Regions from separate parts of the Homo sapiens genome. Here region 1 is linked to region 2. Evidence: read pairs that join two places in POLR2A ChIA-PET (ENCODE). Cell type or tissue: PC-9. All regions are shown on one strand. Links, peaks and the distances in the headings refer to the core of each region. The heading gives the core; the rest is flanking DNA.

Region 1 (9,679 bases), core at 1,478-6,477, 130 kb after region 2:
TCCCTCTTTCCTGCCATAGCGCCCACCCCGGGCCTCTGGGCTCTTCCTGGGCGCGGGAGGAGAGCAGTGCTGGTTTTGAACTGGCATCCACTGTCACCTGGACATCCGCAGTCTCCTGCCAGGGCCCGCCTCGTCCTGTCCAAAGCTGTCCGAGTTACCCATGTCGGAGTAAGAGTCCATCACCCACCAGAGGCACCGCCACTCGTTCCACTCGGCACAAGCTTATTGTCCACACCCTCTTTTATCCAACCCTTCCTTGCCATCCTTCTGTCTTGCCCACATTCAAAATACGCTACCTAACATGGCTGGGACACAAACCCAGGGCCAAGAGGAAGCAAAGCCCACGGACTTAACTACTAGGCCGAACTGCCTGTGATGGAGGCTAACGATGCTTTACATTATTATTATTCCGTGCCACCGCTTTACCTGAGTTCTCATTTAACCCTCAAAACAACCACAGAGATACACGCAACTCCCCTCATTTTGCTGAGGAGGAATGAAGCCTACCTGGGTTCAGACCAGGAAGCTGGTAACTACCACCAGTCTCTCTTCTCTCCTTCATGCTCAACCTTTGTGCCCATGGCATCTTTCTTTTTTCTTTTTCCTTTTTTTTGTGGGGGGGGGGGTGGGGGGCGGTGGGGTAGAGTACTGTTCTGTCGTCCAGGTTGGAGGGCAGTGGAGCAATCTCTGCTCACTGCAACCTCCGCCTCCCGGCCTCAAGTGATTCTCCTGCCTCGGTCTCCCAAGTAGCTGGGACTACAGTCGCGAGTGCCACCACACCCAGCTAATTTTTGTATTTTTTTTAGTAGAGACAGGGCTTTGCCATGTTGGCCAGGCTGGTCTCGAGCTCCTGACCTCAAGTGATCTGTCCCCCTTGGCTCCCAAAGTGCTGGGATTACAGGCGTGAACCACCAAGCCAGGTCATGACATCTTTCTAAAAGACAGACCTGATGTTTGTTACACTGCTTCCCCTACTGAGACAGGACAGAAGCTGTCTCTTCTGTGTGGCCTATTTCACAATTTGTCCCCAACCAATTTCCAACTTCCTGGCTTGCCACTTCCTTCCCTGTCCCATGCTGTCACCCAGCATACAACCCACTAATCCTTTCCAAATTTCCCAAGTAAGCTCAGAATGCCCTCATTCCCACACCCCACTTGACAGCAAAACTCCTATTTATCCTTCAAGGCTCAGTTTAAATGCTGCTTCCTTTTGGTCCAGCCTCTGAGGCTGCTCTTCTAGGCCCCCAGTTGGACCATCCCTCTGCAGCAGTGTTGAGTCGGCTACATCATAACTATTGGATATCATGTCTTATCCATCTTTGCCTGTGCCTGGCTCATAGGAGACCCTGAGTAAAATACGTGGAGCAGATGACTGAGTGGCTGCAGGGGCAGCAATGGAACTGAGGGTGCCCCTCTTACCCTGGGGACAGTGCATGCCTCAGACCTACAGCTGACCCCACGCTGCAGAGCTAGTCTTCATCTCCCGGTCATAAGATGAGTCCTCTGGCCTTTGGCCTGGCTGAGCAGGTCCTCTTCCAGCAGGCTGGCTCCCCTTGGGAGAGAAAAGCTATGTGGCTTCTCAGCGGGTAATGCTCTCACTGCCAACTCAGCCCACTTGGAGAAGGCTCTGAATGTATTAAAAAAAAATAGAGACGGAATCTTGCCATCTTGCCCAGGCTGGTTTCAAACTCCTGGGCTCAAATGATCCTCCCTCCTCGGCCTCCTAAAGTGTTAAGATTATAGGCATGAGCCACTGCACCTGGCCTAAATGCATATATATGTAAGCATTTATATATATAATGCATATATATATAAATGCATATATATATATATATTCTTTTTTTTTTTTTTTGAGATGGAGTCTCACTCTGTCACCCAGGCTGGAGTGCAGTGGCAGGATCTCAGCTCACTGCAACCTCCACCTCCCAGGTTCAAGTGATTCTCCTGCCTCAGCCTCCCAGGTTCAAGCGATTCTCCTGCCTCAGCCTCCCAGGTTCAAGCGATTCTCCTGCCTCAGCCTCCCACGTAGCTGGGACTACAGGCGTGTACCATCATACCCGGCTAATTTTTGTGTTTTTAGTAGAGACGGGGTTTCACCATGTTGGCCAGGCTGGTCTCGAACTCCTGACCTCAAGTGATCTGCCTGCCTCGGCCTCCCAAAGTGCTGGGATTACAGGCTTGAATGCATATTTTAAATGAACAAATGGTGATGTATGACACCTCTGTCTGTGTGCGACAGCATGGTATAGAGACTACGGGTGCAGGTCCTGGAGTCAGACTGCCTGGCTATGAATCATTGCTTCACTACTCCTTAGTGCTGGAACCTGCAGGGAGGGTAGGCTTGAGCTCTTTGTGCCTCAGTTTCCTCATCTGTAAAATCCTGTTACCAGCAAATAGATATTGAGCACCTATTAAATGCTGGGCACTGTTTTAGGGGCCAGGGATTCATAATACGCATGTTATTTTATTTTATTTTATTTTTTTGAGACAGAACCTCGCTCTGTCTCCCAGGCTGGAGTGCAGTGGCGCGATCTCGGCTCACTGCAAGCTCCGCTTCCCGGGTTCATGCCATTCTCCTGCCGCAGCCTCCCGAGTAGTTGGGACTACAGGTGCCCGCCACCACGCCCGCTAATTTTTTGTATTTTCAGTAGAGACGGGGTTTCACCATGTTAGCCAGGATGGTCTCGATCTCCTGATCTCATGATCCGCCTGCCTCAGCCTCCCAAAGTGCTGGGATTACAGGCTTGAGCCACCATGCCTGGCCAATATACATGTGATTTTTATTAATTGAATGCTTACTGTATTCTAGGCACTATGACAAGCACTTTCTATTCGTTGTTTTACTTGATCCTTACAACAACCCTATAAAATGATTGTTATTTTTATATCTATTTCTGATTTGCTGATGGGGAAACTGGGGCTTACAGGGTTAAAGAAGCAGACCATGGCTGGGCACGGTGGCTCACCCCTGTAATCCTAGCACTTTGGGAGGCTGAGGCGGGCGGATCATGAGGTCAGGAGTTTGAGACCAACCTGACCAACATGGCAACATGGTGAAACCCTGTCTCTACTAAAGATTAAAAAATTAGTCAGCATGGTGGCATGCGCCTATAGTCCCAGCTACTTGGGAGGCTGAGGCAGAAGAATCGCTTGAACTAGGGAGTCAGAGGTTGCAGTGAGCCGAGATCACACCACTGCACTCCAGCCTGGCAACAGAGCAAGACTCCATCTCAAAAAAAAGAAGCTGACCATGTTCATAGGAAGGTGGTGAAACCTCAAACACCAGCCCAGGGGAGCTGACTCCACACCAAATTTAAAGTGCGTTTATATAATCTCCACATTTTATTCTTGACTACACTCACAGGGACCCAGAAAGGCTAAGTGACTTGCCCAAAGAAACACAACTTGTAAGTGTCATTGTTGGGACTCAAACCTAGGTCTTCAGATCCCAGTTTCAGGGCTTTCCCCTCAGCATCCCTTAGCATCCTTCTGTGCCCTGGGGGGACATCCTCAGTGCCCTCCAGATGCCGGTCTTGAATAGGGCGTAGGCTCAGATGGGCAGCTGGGATCCGAATCTGGGTGCTGGGCTGGTGACAGGGAATTAATGTGAGGGGGGGACCTAAGTGAACAAACTTTAAAAGAGGGAACATAATCCTTCCTTTCTAAAAAAGGCATTGGGAAACTTGAGAGTCAGAGCGCCACCTGGTGAACATAAACTTCCAGCCTCTGGAGTCACATCACCCCTTACAAGGAAGCTCCTGCAGCGGCTTTGGGGCGATATTTTTAGCCTCTGGAATGTTTTCACATTCCACGGGGCGGTCCAGCAGACTCTCTGGAAAAAGCATAACATGCAGAAAAATTATGATTCCGTCCAACTCAACAAATATGGTCTAGGCACCTGCTAGCTGCAAACAATCTGGATGTGGAAAGCAGGAATGAAAAGGACCAACTTCTGCCCTCAAAGCGTTTGCACTCTGCTGGTAGGGGAGGGATCACTGTGGACACAAAAGAGAGGTGTAGATGAGGGTTCTAAGGAAATACAAAAGGGAAGGAGAGAGTATGTGAGGGGAGAGCTGGGGAATCTTTCAGCAGAAGTTGTCACTGGAGGCCGGATAGAACTTCGACCAGCAGAGGTAGGAGACCAGAGTTGCTGGGAGCGGTCCCCCGCCATGGGTCCAGAGCATGGCTGGATGTTATTGCTGGGCGTGCCATGAATGCAAGGCTATGACTGCTCTTTCCCCTGCCATTCTTCAGGGTCGTGTCTGCAGCCAGCAACCTTAAGAGATAAGGGAACATCTCCCAAAGAGCAGGCTTGCTTACAATAAAAATGATGATGGTGGCCAGGCGTGGTGGCTCATGCCTGTGATCCCAGCACTTTGGGAGGCCGAAGCAGGCAGATCACCTGAAGTCAGGAGTTCAAGACCAGCCTGACCAACATGGTGAAACCCCATCTCTACTAAAACTTCAAAAATTAGCCTGGTGTGGTGGCACGCACCTGTAGTCCCAGCTACTCGGAAGGCTGAGGTGTGAGAATCGCTTGAACCCAGGAAGCAGAGGTTGCACTGAGCCGAGATCATGCCACTGCACTCTACCTGGGCAAAAGAGCAAGGCTCTGCCTCAAAAAAAAAAAAAAAAAAAGGTGGTGGTGGTGGTGGCAACAGTGGTGGGTTCCCCAAGTTCAGTGCTTCTCAGCTGTGTCACAAACACTGCAGGTGTAATGTCCACCTGCACCCCTCTGTTGTTGTTCCCGTGAGAGTTGAGGACAAGGGGAACAGACATAACTAGGATGATCAGGCTGCTTTATCTGTGTCTCAGGAATCCTGTGTCTCCTACCAGCATCTAAGAAACAACACCAGGCTAGCTTATTGGTGGAGTAACATCCCAGCCCCTGACAGGTGTTCTAGGCAGAAGGAACAGTGTGAGCAAAAGCAGTGCCTGCACTATTCAGGGAACAGGGTAGTGCTGCTTGGTTGATTATCTAAGCCTCAGTGCAATGACTTTCAATTGGCCAGAAAGGAAGGCCAGAAACTTGTAACAAGAAGAAATGTGTGGCCCATGCTGTGACCCCGTGATCAGCACTTGCAGTTCACAGTCAGATCCTGTTCTGTCTCTAGGCTACTGTAAAAGTACTGCATATATAGACTCAGCTCACATTTTTTTAACATCTATTATATGCCAGGCCCTGGGCTGACACCGGACACAAATCTGCTAATGGCAGAGGCAAAATGCAAAGCAAGAAAGCAGATGGGTGCCAGGAACTGTGGAATCCTGCCTTGAATCTTATGATTAAATTACTAACCATTCCCTGAGCAGCTACTGTGTACCTGGCAGTATGCTACCATTAGATGCCTGAGCTGGAAGAGGCCTTAAGGATCATTTGCTCCAGGCTTCTCATTTTATGGAGGGAGTAACTGAGGCCCAGAGAGGGGATGCGACTTGCCCCAGGTCACACTGCTCATTGATGATGGGAGTTTAGGTCTCCTGACACACAATATGGTGTGTTACCACAATACTCTTGACACCATCAGGATGGCACCCAAACAGGAAGTTCCCTGGAGCTGTAGGGCAGGGGGCTCTGTTCAGGAGCACCGTGGAGCCAGGCCCAGGACACGCACTCACATCTCTGGGCCAAGAGGCTCCCTCCTCTTGGCCTGTTCCCAGGATGGCTCCCACCGGGCTGTCGGAACAGAGGCTACTGGAGTAGTCAGTGAGGTCACCTCTGGGAGGTGCTGGCTGGGACTCTGGGTGGCTCTTGAGCTTGTTGATCCAGCCCCCAGGGAGTACCTGGGCCTTTGCCTGAGCCATGAGGCAGCCTGGACTCTGGACAGTTGTTTGCAGCGGCAGGGGTCAGGGGCCACGGTCCGGACCTGATCTGACCTTCACAGTCCAGACCTGGTGAAGGCATTTGACTCTGGCAGAACTCAGCCCTCACCCCTCAGGGAACACCGGCCAGGATCAGACCCCAAACCACCCAGACTTACTTTTGTGTGAAGCCACCCAGGACACTGGTTGGCAAGGCTGGGACCCTTAGGCTAAGTAATTGTTGGCAACTATGGTAGGTGCTCCTGAGGCCATGCCATCAAGAGGCTGCCCATGAGGTGCTGAAGGTGCCCTTGCTGGGACCCATGATGGGGATGTGCAAACCCCCGAAGACCACACTCTGGGGGAAAGTGGGGCCGCATCTGAGTGATTGGACGCCCTGAGCCAGGACAGACTGGGTAATCAGCACTGCTCTGACAGTCCCACTTTGGATAGAATTGGGGCTGGCTCAACAGTAATAATTAACACTTGCAGAGCACCTACTCTGTGCCAGGCACTATGCCAGGTGCTGTCTGCATTTGTCTCATTTACTTCCTACAATAGCCCTGTGAAGTAGGAACTGTTAAAACCATCCTCATTTTAGGCCAGGGGCGGTGGCTCACACCTGTAATCCCAGCACTTTGGGAGACCGAGGCAGGCAGATCACCTGAGGTCAGGAGTTCGAGACCAGCCTGGCCAACATGGTGAAACCCCATCTCTACTAAAAATACAAAAATTAGCCGGGTGTTGTGGCGTGCGCCTGCAGTACCAGCTACTTGCGAGGCTGAAACAGGAGAACTGCTTGAACCCGGGAGGCAGAGGTTGCAGTGAGCTGAGATCACGCCACTGCACTCCAGCCTGGGCAACAGAGTGGGACTCCATCAAAAAGGAAAAAAAAAATTAGCCAGGCAGTGGCGCATGCCTGTAGTCCCAGCTACTCAGGAGGCAGGCTGAGGCAGGAGGATTGCTTGTACCCAGGAGGCGGAGGTTGCACTGAGCCAAGATTGTACAACTGCACTCCAGCCTGGGAGACAGAGCGTAACTCCATCTCAAAACAAACAAACAAAAACAAAACAAAACAAAAAAATCCTCACCTTAAAATGAGGAAACTGAGCCCAAGACACAGGGAGGTTATGTGGCTCATCCAGTGTCACACAGCTAGTAGAAATAGAAATTCCAAATCGGATCTTTTCACCACTGCCTATATCTGAGGCTTCAGCCTTGGTCTAGGGTGAGACAAAACATCAGAGGACTGCCCCTGAATGGCAGGAAAGAGAATGGTCCCGATTTTGTGGGGAGGGTCAGGAGGTAGAGGGCTGGGCAAGAGGCCCCAAGAGTGAGTGGGGCCAGGCAAGAGACCATGAGAGTGGGTGTGGTTGCTGCAGTCCCTAAGATCTGCACTTGGGAGCCTGACTCTGTCTGTTATTTCCATGTCTCCCCTGCTATGCTAGAGAGCCCCTGGAATGGGGGATTTGCCCCCTAACTCCCTATCCTAACCACAGCAGGAGCTTTCTTTTTTTTTTTTCCTTTTTTTTTTTTTGAGACAGAGTCTCACTCTGTCACCCAGGCTGGAGTGTAATGGTGTGTTATCGGCTCACTGCAACCTCCGCTTCCCAGGTTCAAGTGATTCTCCTGCCTCAGCCTCCCAAGTAGCTGGGATTACAGGCGCCTGCCACCACGCCCCGCTAATTTTTGTATTTTTAGTAGAGATGGGGTTTCACCATGTTGGCCAGGCTGGTCTCGAGCTCCTGACCTCAGGTGATCCACTCGCCTCAGCCTCCCAAAGCGTTGGGATTACAGGCATGAGCCACTGAGCCCGGCAGCAGGAGCTTTAATGCAGGAGAATGGCCCCCAAGGGCTGGGCTAGTGTTGGATGATGCTCTGTGCTGAGTGTTTATCTGCATGACCTCCTTACCCCACACGACAGCCTGTAAACTGGCTGATTTGTATTCTATTCAGGCCTTCAACCTATTGGATGAGCCCCACCCACAATTGGAGGCAATTGGCTTTCAGTCTACCAATGTATATGTTAATCTCATCCACAAACACCCTCACAGAAACACCCAGAATCACATTTGACCAAATATCTGGGCATCCTATGGCCCAGTCAAGTTGACACATAAAGTTAACTACCACAGGCAGATATGCAGAGACGAGGGATAGTGAGAGACAGAAAATAGCTGCCTGTGACTTGCTCCAGGTCATTCAGCTGGACTTCATAGCAGTGAACACACTTCAGTTTCACAGTACCTTTCTCCCCACTTCCTGGGCAAACTTAAACAGATTTCTGTGCCTTACATTGACCCTGTAGTTAAGCAAGGAGGGCCTGGAGCCAAACTGCCAGAATCTGAATCCTAGTTCCACATGGGTGGGTTTTAAAAAATAGCTGGAAATTCTGTGACTCTCCTCCAGAATCTGGGCAGGCTTATGACTCAGTTGTAACTAATGGCAGTAACAACACTATATCTCTTCTAGGTCATGTCAAAAAAGGCAATGCAGCCTGGGCATGGTGGCTCATGTCTGTAATCCCAGAACTTTGGGAGGCTGAGGTGGGCAGATCGCCCTGACCAGGCTGGAGTTCGAGACCAGCCTGGGCAACATGGCAAAACCCTATCTCTACAAAAATACAAAAAAAAAAAAAAAAAAATGTACCTGGGTGTGGTGGCGTGACCCTGTAGTTCCAGTTACTTGGGAGGCTGAGGTGGGAGGATCGCTTGAGCCTGGGAGGCAGAGGTTGCTGTGAGCCAAGATCACACCACTGCAATCCAGCCTGGATGACACAGCAAGACCCTGTCTCAAAAAAAAAAAAAAAAAAAAAAAAAAGGCAATGCAGCTTCTGCCCTATTTGCCAAAATAAAAATACACTTGAAGCCCTGAGCCACTATGGAAGAAGTCTGGCTATTCTGAGGCCACCATGCTTCTGGTCACATTGAGAAGCCACTGAAGCACTCCAGTCAACAGTTCTAGTCTTCAGGTTTTCCCAGGCTAGGCACCAAAGGGATAAGAAACGATTATTCCAGCCCCTCCAGCTATCAAGTCAACCTCAGCATTCAAGGCTTCCCAGCTGAAGTCCTGACATTGTGGATCAGAAACAAGCCCCTCCTGCTGTGCTCTGGCTGAATTCCTGTGTAGTGATCATGTTTGTTTGTTTGTTTGTTTCTGTATTTTATAATGCATTTATTTTATTTTCTGTATTTTAAGATGTATTTTTGCCATCTTGAGGCCTGGCAGATCAGGGAAGGGACTGCCCCCTCCAGAGCCAGCTAATTTATTTTTATTTTTCTTCTTCTGTTTTCTTTCTTCTTTCTTTCTTCCTTCCTTCTTTCCTTCCTTCCTTTCTTTTTAGAGAGACAGGGTCTTGCTCTGTCACCCACGCTGGTGTGCAGTGGTGCAAACACAGCTCACTGCATCCTCTAACTCCTGGGGCTCAAGAGATCTTCCTGCCTCACTTTCCCAAGTAGCTGGGACTACAAGTGTGCACCACCATGCCTGGCTAATTTTTTATTTTTTGTTTTTTTGTGGAGATGAGGTCTCACCATATTGCCCAAGCTGGTCTTGAACTCCTGGTCTCAAGCGATCCTTCCCCTTCAGCCTCCCAAAGTGCTGGGATTATGAGTCCCTGCACCCAGCTACGCCAGCTAAATTCTGGAGATGGCGAACAACTTGCTTGTAAGCGTGCCTTTGACCTGCAAACCAACCAACCCTGAGTCCATACTCTGAACCGCCTCCTCTATCTGGCTCTTACACTCCACCAGGCGATATTCCTCTGCCTCAATCATCCCAGGCCCAGGTATTGGGCAATTAGAGACAGTCCCTATACCCCAGAGCCCACTGGAATTATTCAGAGTATCCAATCCTAAACCTACCTAGCCTGTTTACT
Region 2 (11,376 bases), core at 3,529-8,528:
CATCTCTACTAAAAATACAAAAATTAGCCAGGTATGGTGGTGGCTGCCTGTAATCCCAGCTACTTGGGAGGGTGAAGCTGGAAAATCACTTGAACCTGGTAGGCGGAGGTTGCAGTGAGCCGAGATTACACCACTGCACTCCATCCTGGGTGACAGTGTGAGACTCCGTCCCCAAAAATAATAATAATAAAAACAAAGAATAGCTGGAAGACCAGTGTAGCTAGACCTGAGGTGAACAAGGGGAAGAGAGTTGGGAGTTGAGCTCAGAGAGGTAGCAGGAATCAGGTCTTCCAGGGTTTTGTAGGCCCTGATAAAGACTTCAGATTCTACTCATAAAGTAAGATGGCAAGCCTAAGAAGGTTTAGCGTAGGGGTGTGACATCATCTAATTGCAGTTTTTGAAAGATTCCACTGGATGTCAGAGGGGAGGCAAGGCTAGAAGCTGCAAAACCAATTAGGAGACTGTTAGAGCAGCCCAGGCTTAGAAGATGTGGTGGTGGCTTAGAATTTGGTAGTAGCAGTAGAGGTGGGAAAAAGTGGCTAGATTCTAGATATAATTTGAAAGTAATGCTGAGAGGATCTTCTGATGGATTGGATGTGTGGTATAAAGAAGGCAGGCCGGGCATGGTGGCTCATGTCTGTAATCCCAGCACTTCGGGAGGCCAAGGCAGGTGGATCACTTGAGATGAGATCAGGTGTTCAAGACCAGCCTGACCAACATGGCAAAACCCTGACTCTACTAAAAATACAAAAATTAGCCAGGCATGGTGGCACACACCTGTAGACCCAGCTACTCAGGAGACTGAGGGAGGAGAATCACTTGAACCCAGGACGTGGAGGTTGCAGTGAGCCGAGATTGTGCCACTACACTCCAGCCTGGACAGAGAAAGACTCTGTCTCAAAATAAATAAATAAATAAGAGATCGTCAAAGATGAGTCTAAGTCTTGAGATCTGAGCCATCAGAAGAAAGGAGTGGCCATCTACTGAGAGGGGAAGACTAGGGACTGAGCAGGCCTGAAGGGATAGAGAACACAGCATTTTGGTTGTGTTTTGTTCACTTAGGTTTGAAGTTTGATGTGCATGTTATAAGCAAATTATAAGGGAGGATGAGGAGTTGGAGATATAACTTCAGGACCCTTCAGTATGTGGATAGCATTTAAAACCATGGGACTAGAGACATCATCGAGCGAGTAGGCATAGCTAGAAAAGCTGTCCAAGAACTGATTCAGGACACTTGGTCACTGACAGGCTGGAAGACAAAAGACTGAGAAGAGGGGCCAGTGAAGTAGGAGGAGATTCAAGAGAGGGCGGTGTCCTGGAGCCAAGCAAAGAAGGCTGGAAAGAGAGCCTTGCCTGCCATGTTGAATGCTGCTCACAGGTGGAATAAGATGAGGACTGAGGAATGACTACTGGACTTGGCAGCAAGAAGGTTCGCCAGTGACCTTGACAAGAGCCATTTTAGTGGTGCAGGGATAAGATCCTGATTAAAGTGGGTTTGAGAGTTAGCATGGAGGAGAGAGAGGAGAGGTACTGAGAGTGTAGACAATTCTTTCTCCTGCAAAGGGAAGCAAAGACTAGCATGGGGGTCTGAGAGAGACATGGAAGCAAGGGAGTTTCCTTTCAAGAGGGAAGACATTAGGGCATGTTTGTCTGCTGACAGGAATCATCTAGTAGAGAGGGAAACACTGATGATTCAGAAAAGAGAGGGTTAATTGCAGGAGCAAGCCCTTAACAGGCCAGCAGAGAATGGGACACAGGGCAAACAGAGAGGGGATGGCTCAGGAGAGGAGCACAGACAATTTCCCACAGAGGCGAAAGAAACACAGTGGACTGGATTAAGAAAATGTGGCACATATACACCATGGAATACTATGCAGCCATAAAAAATGATGAGTTCATGTCCTTTGTAGGGACATGGATGAAATTGGAAATTATCATTCTCAGTAAACTATCACAAGAACAAAAAACCAAACACCGCATATTCTCACTCATAGGTGGGAATTGAACAATGAGAACACATGAACACAGGAAGGGGAACATCACACTCTGGGGATTGTTGTGGGGTGGGGGGAGGGGGGAGGGATAGCATTGGGAGATATACCTAATGCTAGATGACGAGTTAGTGGGTACAGCGCACCAGCATGTCACATGTATACATATGTCACTAACCTGCACATTGTGCACATGTACCCTAAAACTTAAAGTATAACAATAAAAAAAAACACAGTAAATGGCCACAGATGGGAGCTGGTTAGGAGGTTTTGTCACATAAAGAAAAACCTGAGCTCCACTCCTGCTCCCCTTCAACTAGCCAACGGCTTTTCACACATCATTCAACCATTACCTCTAGAAAGCTTGGTCCATCATTCAGCCAGTACCTATAGAAAGCTTGCTCCGTGCCAAGCATGGAGCTGGCACTTAGCCCAGAGAGAGTTCTCCCCATTGACGTCACAGGACTAGAGTCTATAGAGAGCTTTGAGATCACTCATGCAAGGACAAATGATCCCTTTTAATATCTAGCTCCTCTGGTGGGAAAGAGGCTTTCACAGCCTCACCCTATTTCCCCTACATTGCCTCCAGGGTTGTAACAATCTCAACAGACCTCAAGTCTTAGAGGCCTCAAAGTGGAAGCCACAGAGAGAGACCCACATTCAGAGTGGGCAGCATTCCATGTTGGGCTGACTCAAGGCTGTGATGAGATGCTAGAGGATGGGATGTTCCCAAATGCAGTCATCTGGACTTTAACTCCTATATTTGAGGCAGAGAGCTCTTTGAGATTTAATCTGACTAATCATTATTATCCAGCTGCCTTGGGACAACCTAGTCCTATGCAAGAGCCTAGCTCTTTGATGTTTTTTATCATAAATTAATGAGTTCACCCACAAAATAACATCAAAGAAGATCCACTAACATTCAGTGTTATCATCCTCCAATCTGCGGCTGCATTGGAAAGCCTCCCCATAAAGGACCACAGCCGGAAAAAGAAACCAACTGAAAGATTTGGAAATCATAATAGCTGGAAAGAGATGAGAGAAAAACGAACTCTTGCAGACGGCAGAGAAGCCAGGGAAAGAGCTAGCAAACCTCAGGGAGATGAAGAAAAAGCAGGGGAGACGAGGAAATTCTCAGCACTTGGGTCTGGATGGAAAACAATTGCATGAATGCTTGAGGGGGAAATTGTGGTCTGGAAAGCCTTAAACAATGTCATCTCATGGCACATTGCGGAGACTACTAGGAAGTATGTGGTAGGAAACGGCATCCCTGGAGTCAGATGACATAGGTTTCAACCTCTGGCTCTCCTATTTACTATGTAATCATTAGCAAGTCTCAATCTCTCTGAGCCTCTGATTTCTGATCTGTAAAATGGTGGCAATAATTCTCCCTTCCCAGATAGAATTCATCCAAATATTAGAGGCTTTCTTTTTTTTTTATGGTTATGAAAACAAATTTATTGTTAAAATTACTATTTTTAAAATTCTGTTCTACTGTGAGTTTTAACATTTCTGTTCCCATTAAAACATTTTTTTAAAAAAAGTTAGTTTTAGATTGCAATTTGGCTTAATTTTATTTTATTTATTTATTTTTTTTTTTAATTGATCATTCTTGGGTGTTTCTCGCAGAGGGGGATTTGGCAGGGTCATAGGACAATAGTAGAGGGAAGGTCAGCAGATAAACAACTGAACAAAGGTCTCTGGTTTTCCTAGGCAGAGTGTTTGTGTCCCTGGGTACTTGAGATTAGGGAGTGGTGATGACTCTTAACGAGCATGCTGCCTTCAAGCATCTGTTAAACAAAGCACATCTTGCACCGCCCTTAATCCATTTAACCCTGAGTGGACACAGCACATGTTTCAGAGAGCACAGGGTTGGGGGTAAGGTCATAGATCAACAGGATCCCAAGGCAGAAGAATTTTTCTTAGTACAGAACAAAATGAAAAGTCTCCCATGTCTACTTCTTTCTACACAGACACAGCAACCATCCGATTTCTCAATCTTTTCCCCACCTTTCCCCCTTTTCTATTCCACAAAACCGCCATTGCCATCATGGCCCGTTCTCAATGAGCTACTGGGCACACCTCCCAGACGGGGTGGCGGCCGGGCAGAGGGGCTCCTCACTTCCCAGTAGGGGCGGCCGGGCAGAGGCGCCCCTCACCTCCCGGACGGGGCGGCTGGCCGGGCGGGGGGCTGACCCCCCCCACCTCCCTCCCGGACGGGGCGGCTGGCCTGGCGGGGGCTGACCCCCACCTCCCTCCCGGAAGGGGTGTGGGCGGAGACGCTCCTCACTTCCCAGACGGGGTGTCAGCCGGGCGGAGGGGCTCCTCACTTCTCAGACGGGGCAGCTGCCGGGCGGAGGGGCTCCTCACTTCTCAGACGGGGCAGTTGCCAGGCGGAGGGTCTCCTCACTTCTCAGACGGGGCGGCCGGGCAGAGACGCTCCTCACTTCCTAGATGGGATGGCGGCCGGGAAGAGGCGCTCCTCACTTCCTAGGTGGGATGGCGGCCGGGCAGAGAGGCTCCTCACTTTCCAGACTGGGCAGCCAGGCAGAGGGGCTCCTCACATCCCAGACGATGGGCGGCCAGGCAGAGACGCTCCTCACTTCCCAGACGGAGTGGCGGCCGGGCAGAGGCTGCAATCTCGGCACTGTGGGGGGCCAAGGCAGGCGGCTGGGAGGTGGAGGCTGCAGGGAGCCGAGATCACGCCACTGCACTCCAGCCTGGGCACCATTGAGCACTGAGTTAACGAGACTCTGTCTGCAATCCCGGCACCTCAGGAGGCCGAGGCTGGCGGATCACTCGTGGTTAGGAGCTGGAGACCAGCCCGGCCAACACAGCGAAACCCCGTCTCCACCAAAAAAATACGAAAACCAGTCAGGCGTGGCGGCGCGCGCCTGCAATCGCAGGCACTCGGCAGGCTGAGGCAGGAGAATCAGGCAGGGAGGCTGCAGTGAGCCGAGATGGCGGCAGTACAGTCCAGCTTCGGCTCGGCGTGAGAGGGAGACCGTGGAAAGAGAGGGAGAGGGGAGACCGTGGAAAGGGGAGAGGGCGAGGGAGAGGGAGAGGGAGAGGGAGAGGGAGAGGGCTATTAGAGGCTTTCTCTAGATGTTACCTGACTTTTCCAAATCTTGTCTTTCAAGAGGAAAACAGGAAAAGATTTATGGTGATGCCTTGAGAGAGATCTTCCCACACTGACATTTCTTCCAGGCCCAGTGGGATTTCCTAAAGCATAGAAGAGATATCGGCAAACATGCTTCATTTCACTCGGCAAGTAGTTAATTAGGCACCCACTGTATGCCTCAGAGAGATGACCATGGGATGTTTCCAACCCCCTAAGGACACAAAATATAATCAAGTGATGGCCAGGGTCTGTGATAAGTGCTAAGGTGGAGACAGATTCTCCACAGTTGGGGGCCCAGAAAGGTCTTACTAACTACGTGGCATTTGAGCTTGGCCTTCAGGGATTAGTGTCAGATCCCCAGACACCAGATGAAAAACAGTGTGCAAAGGCAAGGATGCATGAAAGGTGCCTGGAAACACAAAACCTCTGGAACCTCAAATTCAAGAAAGCAGCTGCCAGGCAGACACAGCAACAACTGCAGAGGCCCCAGAAACATGAATGGAGTGGACCTGCCCTAAAAATAGAACAAGGGCAGGCTGACTATGACACATGTTTGGAAGTGGAGTCACTAGGAGGTGACTAAGCGAAAGGGGAGTTGCCTCCCTCCCTCCCTTTCCTAACTTCATTCATAGTCTCTCTCTCTCTCTCTCTCTCTCTCTCTCTCTCTCTCTCTCTCTTCCCCATCTCCAGGAAGTGGAGTGGGAGGCAAGGTTCTATAAGTAGATTCTATAAGCAGATTCACAGCTGCACAGGAGAGACTGCAGATACTGAGATGACATTGGGGAATTATTGGCCAAAATGTTTACCTGTTGTTACAATAGCCACTGTGCTGGAGGCCAGACAGAATGCCCACCGGACCTTTGTTCTAACAGTGGCTCCAGAGGCCCTCTGAAGTAGCAATCAGGAATGACCTACTGCAAGGTCTCACTTTTACACCGAGCAAACTGGCAGCAAACTCACCAATCATTTCAAACCATAGCCAACTGGGGGCAGATTGCAAGGCTTCTGGCTAAATTAAGGAAATTATTTCAGGAAGTAAATAGACATGAGCACAAAGGGTAACAGGTGCTTATAAAGCATCATTAATTACGAGAGCCAAAAGGGATCATAGAGTTCGAACCAATTTTAGTTGCAGAACCCTTTGTTCAAAGTCTCGCATGAAAGTCAGATACATAAAACAAATAAAAGAAAGTGGATTTGGAGGAAATGCGGCAGAACTTGCTTGCTCTACCACCCTCCACTCCCTGCAGAAGTCCCAAAGGCACCTCCCATCACCGTGGACCCCCTCAAGGGCTCAGCAGATTTTTTTCTAATCATTAAAGTAACACATGCCTATGATTTTAAAAACCCAAACATACAGCAAGACTTATTTTAAAAAGGCAAGAGTCCCCCACCAGCTCTGTCCTGAGCCTTCCCACTCTGTCTTCTTTCCTCTAGAAGAAATGACTTTTCACTCTTTTCGTGGTTTCTGTTTTAAATTCTTCTGATAATGATCTTTACTTTCTAATGATATACCTGTACTTTTTTTTTTTTTTTTTTTTTTTTTTTGAGACAGAGTCTCGCTCTGTCGCCCAGGCTGGAGTGCTGTGGTGTGATCTTGGCTCACTGCAACCTCCACCTCCTGGGTTCAAGTGATTCCCCTGCCTCAGCCTCCCTAGTAGCTGGGATTACAGGTGTGTGCCACCAAGCCTGGCTAATTTTTGTATTTTTATTAGAGACAGAGTTTCACCATGTTGGCCAGGCTGGTCTCGAACTCCTGACCTAAAGTGATCCGCCTGCCTCGGCTTCCCAAAGTGCTGTGATTACAAGTGTGAGCCACCACGCCTGACCTATATACCGGTACTTCTATGATTTATTCACTTTAGAAACTGTCCTGTTTTCTTCAGTGACAGAAGAGAACTTGGGTCACACCGCTGCCCTCCCCTCCCAATATAGTTATGTCACTATTTAAACTTAATTTTTATCAAAGTAATACATGCAATTAGTTTAAAATTCCAACCAGGGACAAAGGCTTATGCGGGCAGTAAAACACAGAAGTTGTGTCCTATCTCTTCCTTCCCTCCCGTCCTTCCCAATCCTCCTTCCCACTCAGGTAGGTTGGCTTATGGAAAACAGAACTCTCTGTTTAGTCCCCCTTCTAATCCTTTTCTGTAGCACTCATCACCTTTTCTAGAAAACTGTATAATTTACTTATTATGTCTTCTGTTTGTCTTGCCTGCTAAATTGCAAGCTTGGGTAAGGATCTTTGCTATGTTCACTGATGTATCCCAAATGCCTAGAATAATGTCTGGTTCAATAAATATTTGTTGAATTGATTAAAGCAGAGTTCTCTGGAAAGGGAGCTTCTTTGAGATACTGTTAGAATCAATCATTTTATATCTGATTTGTTCTGTGGGAGGGCGTATAAATGAAAATTTTATTTTGTAGATGATACAAATTTCTAGACAATAGGTGTGGTGCCATAATAGATAAAGACTTCAGTTCAGACCCACTTATTGGCTTTCCATGTTTGGACAAATTGGTCCAATTACCTTGGAAAGAAAGTAGCTATTTGCTTAGCTTGGTAGAGACTGGGAAGGACATGAATGATGAGGAAATGGCCTTTGCCAACCTCACTCTCCCAAGGTCAGTTGCTGCTGTGGAAAGGAGAACCAGAGGTCCCAGGGGTAACTGGGCCACCAGAGGCCCCAGAGCCAGAAGCTCTTAGCCACAGGCTAGGACTGAGCATCTCCTATGTTCCAGGTACTGTTCTGGGCACTGGCGGGAAGGAGAGAACACCATTCTCACCACACCGATGCCCAGCACTATCAGTCCCATGTTGCAGACGCATCTTGAAGTCCATCAGGGCCAGGAAGCCTTTCTTGAACCATCCCACTCCCAAACACAGGACTTTCTAGACATCTCTCTCATGGTTTCTATCCTACCATGCTTTGCCTGGTAAACTCCTTAGAGGTTTTGGAATTCCTGACCATTGCCCAGGTCACAGGGCAAGTTCCGGCAATTGGAACATTTCCATAGTCTTCCGAGTTCTAGCAGCCATTTCACCATTCCCTGCCTCCACGTCATCTATTCCTCCTGCTGGGCTCCTGATACTCCCCTGGACCTAAAGTTATCTTGGCTAAAAAGTGCTGGGGTCAGGCGCGGTGGCTCACGCCTATAATCCCAGCACTTTGGGAGGCCGAGGCAGACGGATCACTTGAGGCTAAGGGTCCAGACTAGCCTGGCCAACATGGTGAAACCCCATCTCTATAAAAAATACAAAAAGTAGCCGGGTGTGGTGGTGTGCACGTGTAGTCCCAGCTACTCAGGAGGCTGAGGCAGGAGAATCACTTGAACCCAGGAAGGGGAGGTTGCAGTGAGCTGAGATCGTGCCACTGCACTCCAGCCTGGGTGAAAAAGCGAGACTCCACCTCAAAAAAAAAAAAAAAAAAAAAAAGTGCCATCCCTCCTCACCAAGACTACAACACCCAGGACTCCTCTCTCTCCTGTGTCCAGCCCATCTGGCCCCCACACACCACCACCCCCAGCCCTTCTCACCACTTCTCTTCTACACACACTCCATGCCAGCCACAGCCAGAGTAGACTGATTTTCCACTCTCTCAAATGTGCTGTGCTCTCTCACTTCTGAGCTTTCACATGTGCTCTACCTGGAACATTCCTTGCTCTTCACCTGCCTTTTCACCTGGCTAAACCTCTTCTAGTTTCGATTTACAATTTCCTTCCTTGGGATTAAGGCTTTCCTGTCACTTTGGCCTTGGTCATGTGTACCCCTATTACGAGCACCCTATACTTTCCCCATAATAAGTCATACTTTCTACAATTTATTTGTTTGTCTTCCCTATCACACCATAAACTCCTGAAGGCAGGAACTTTGTCTCCTCATCTGCATTCCCAGTGCCTAGAATAGAACCTGGAACATAGTAAATGCTCAGTTAATATTTATATAGGCAGTTGAGTTGACTTACAGGAAAGGGAACATCTCCATTCAGTTCCCCAAGGTTGAGATAGGGAGAGGCATCGTTCCAATCATAAAGAACTGTATGGTCTTGTCTGGGAAATCTGGCTTAGACACCATGACAAAGTGAGCATCTAACAGGTGCCCCAGGGACCTATAGAGACAGCAAGAGTTATAGGAAAGCTGAGCAGGGAGAGATCCCAGCAGTCTAGTAACAGAAGTCTTCCCCTCACCCATAGGACTAGAGGTAGATACGAAAGATGAGGTGTTTTATGCTTAGGGAAGGAAGATGCTAGACAGTGTGGGGGTGGAGAGTGGGCAGCTGGAAGTTAAGAAAGGGGAAGATATGTCTGGAAACAGCAGCCCATGCTGGTGGATTTGAACTACTCTGTCAAGAACCAATGCTGGAGCCAGATCATGAAGGGCCATGAAAGCCAGGACGGGGCCATATATGCAATGGGAGCATGTGAGGGCATCAGGAAAGCAATGTATTGGAACCATCCATCTGGAAGCAGTTTTGGGGGTGGATGAGAAGGGGAAGGACCAGGTGGTGGGGCATGGGGCATGGCCTAGGAGTGAGGACAAAGGGACAGATGCAAGAAACATTTTCAGTGTGGTCACCCAGGGCTGCTGCTTCTGATTGAGTATATGAGATGGAGAAGGGAGGGGTGGACAAAAGAATGAAGGACGACCCATCCATCTCCATGGCTGGAAGATGCTGTGGTCAGAAACCACAAAGGCAGACCAGGTGAGAATTACACATGGCAGATGTAAGGGGAGAGGAGAAGCATTCGTGGTTTTTCAGGACTGAAGGGACTCCATCTCAAAAAAAAAAAAAAAAAAAAAAAAAAGACTGGGAAAAACTTGGGAGGGCTCTATAGAATTGATGCAATGAGTGATATCGTTTGTGTATTTGTCCCCACCCAAATCTCATGTTGAATTGTAATCTCCAGTATTGGAGGTGCAGCCTGGTGGGAGGTGACTCAACCATGGGGGTGGATTTCCATGAATGGTTTGGCATCATCCTCTTGGTGCTGTCCTCACAGTAGTGAGTGAGTTCTTGCAAAATCTGTCTGTCTAAAAGTGTATGGCACCTATGTGACATTCCTATTCCCCTTTTGCCTTCCACCATGATTGAAAGCTCCCTGAGGCTTCACCAGAAGCCAAGCAGATGCTAGCACCACGCTTCCTGTAGAGCCTGAAGAACTGTGAGCCAATTAAACTTCTTTTCTTTATAAATTACCCAGTCTCGGGTATTTTTTTAAGACAGGGTCTCATTCTGTCACCCAGGCTAGAGTGCAGTGGTGCTATCATGGTTCATTGCAGCCTCAACCTCCCAGGAAAAAATGATTCTCCCACCTCAGTCTCCTGAATAGCTGGGACCACAGGCACAAGCCACCACACCTGCCTAATTTTTGTATTTTTTGTAGAGACAGGGTTTCACCATGTTGCCCAGCTGGTCTTGAACTACTGGACTCAGGCAATCTGCCCTCCTTGGCCTCCCAAAGTACTGAGATTACAGGCACAAGCCACTGTGCCAGGCCGTGTCTCAGGTATTTTATTATAGCAATGCAAGAATGGCCTAATACAATAAGAATGTGTCATTTGACCTCAGGAGAGGGTTAAAAAGGGCTATGAGAAAGACTGGCTGTCTAGCCTTGGGCAAGATCTTCAACTGAGGTTGAAGATACCTCAGTTCAAATCCCAGCTGTGTCACTTACTAATTCCATCACTGTAGATGAGTTAATTACCATCTCTGAGCTTAGGCTCCACATCTGTGAAGTGGAAATTATAATACCGAAGTCACAGGAGCTTTGTAGGGAGTAAAATGACCTCTGGAAAGAACCATGTTCAGCTCCTGGTCTGTAGCAGGTGTTCAGCAAAAGTAGCTCATGGAGAGAAGAAGTCAGTGTAAGGAGAAAAAGACGATGGCAGCTGGAGATCCTGGACCCTGGAGCATCACAGAAGCCCAGGAGGGAAAAGCCCTCCAGAAGGTGGATGAACAGTGTCAGGTATTATAGAAAGTTCAGGAGGAACTGGATTGGCAGGAATTACATTACTGAGTCTTTAGAGAGTGCGATTTGGAGTACAAAAAGAACAGGATGTACACTGTACAAAAAGTACAGTGAACAGAATGACAGAAAAAGCAAGACAGAGAAATCACTACAAAGGCCAAAGTCAGGATTTTGGGGCTGCAAATAGATTATCCTATGAACATCATTTGAGCAATAAAGACATCTGATTAACATAACAAGCAGTCTATAGGGTGGCAGCTCCAGAATGAGCTCACTGGCCCCCAGTGTCCCTAA

The links. Peaks named below come from ENCODE experiments on the same cell type or tissue, not always from the same donor. Only the 100,000 strongest peaks of a DNase experiment are listed, where the experiment ranks them.
Region 1: POLR2A ChIA-PET joins it to region 2 with 10 read pairs; 1 of 35 experiments calls an interaction of 5 or more read pairs at or near these places.

Annotation. Positions count from the first base shown.
Region 1 is chr10:97,703,704-97,713,382 of GRCh38, reverse strand. No RefSeq gene overlaps it. Among named protein-coding and RNA genes, the nearest start is that of MARVELD1, 5.2 kb to the left of the region's middle. In PC-9, for the core only: a CTCF peak has its summit at 3,704 (motif pointing left); a DNase peak (open chromatin) is centred at 3,722.
Region 2 is chr10:97,834,662-97,846,037 of GRCh38, reverse strand. All of the region lies in intron 1 of GOLGA7B-DT (GOLGA7B divergent transcript), which reads left to right. It overlaps LOC107984260 (a long non-coding RNA gene), which reads right to left. Exons shown (of 3, transcript XR_001747563.2): 2 at 5,104-5,213; 3 at 4,606-4,638. Among named protein-coding and RNA genes, the nearest start is that of GOLGA7B-DT, 9.4 kb to the left of the region's middle. RefSeq lists enhancers at 3,522-4,464, 4,965-6,164. In PC-9, for the core only: a CTCF peak has its summit at 5,817; a DNase peak (open chromatin) is centred at 5,697; H3K27ac peaks cover 1,491 bases.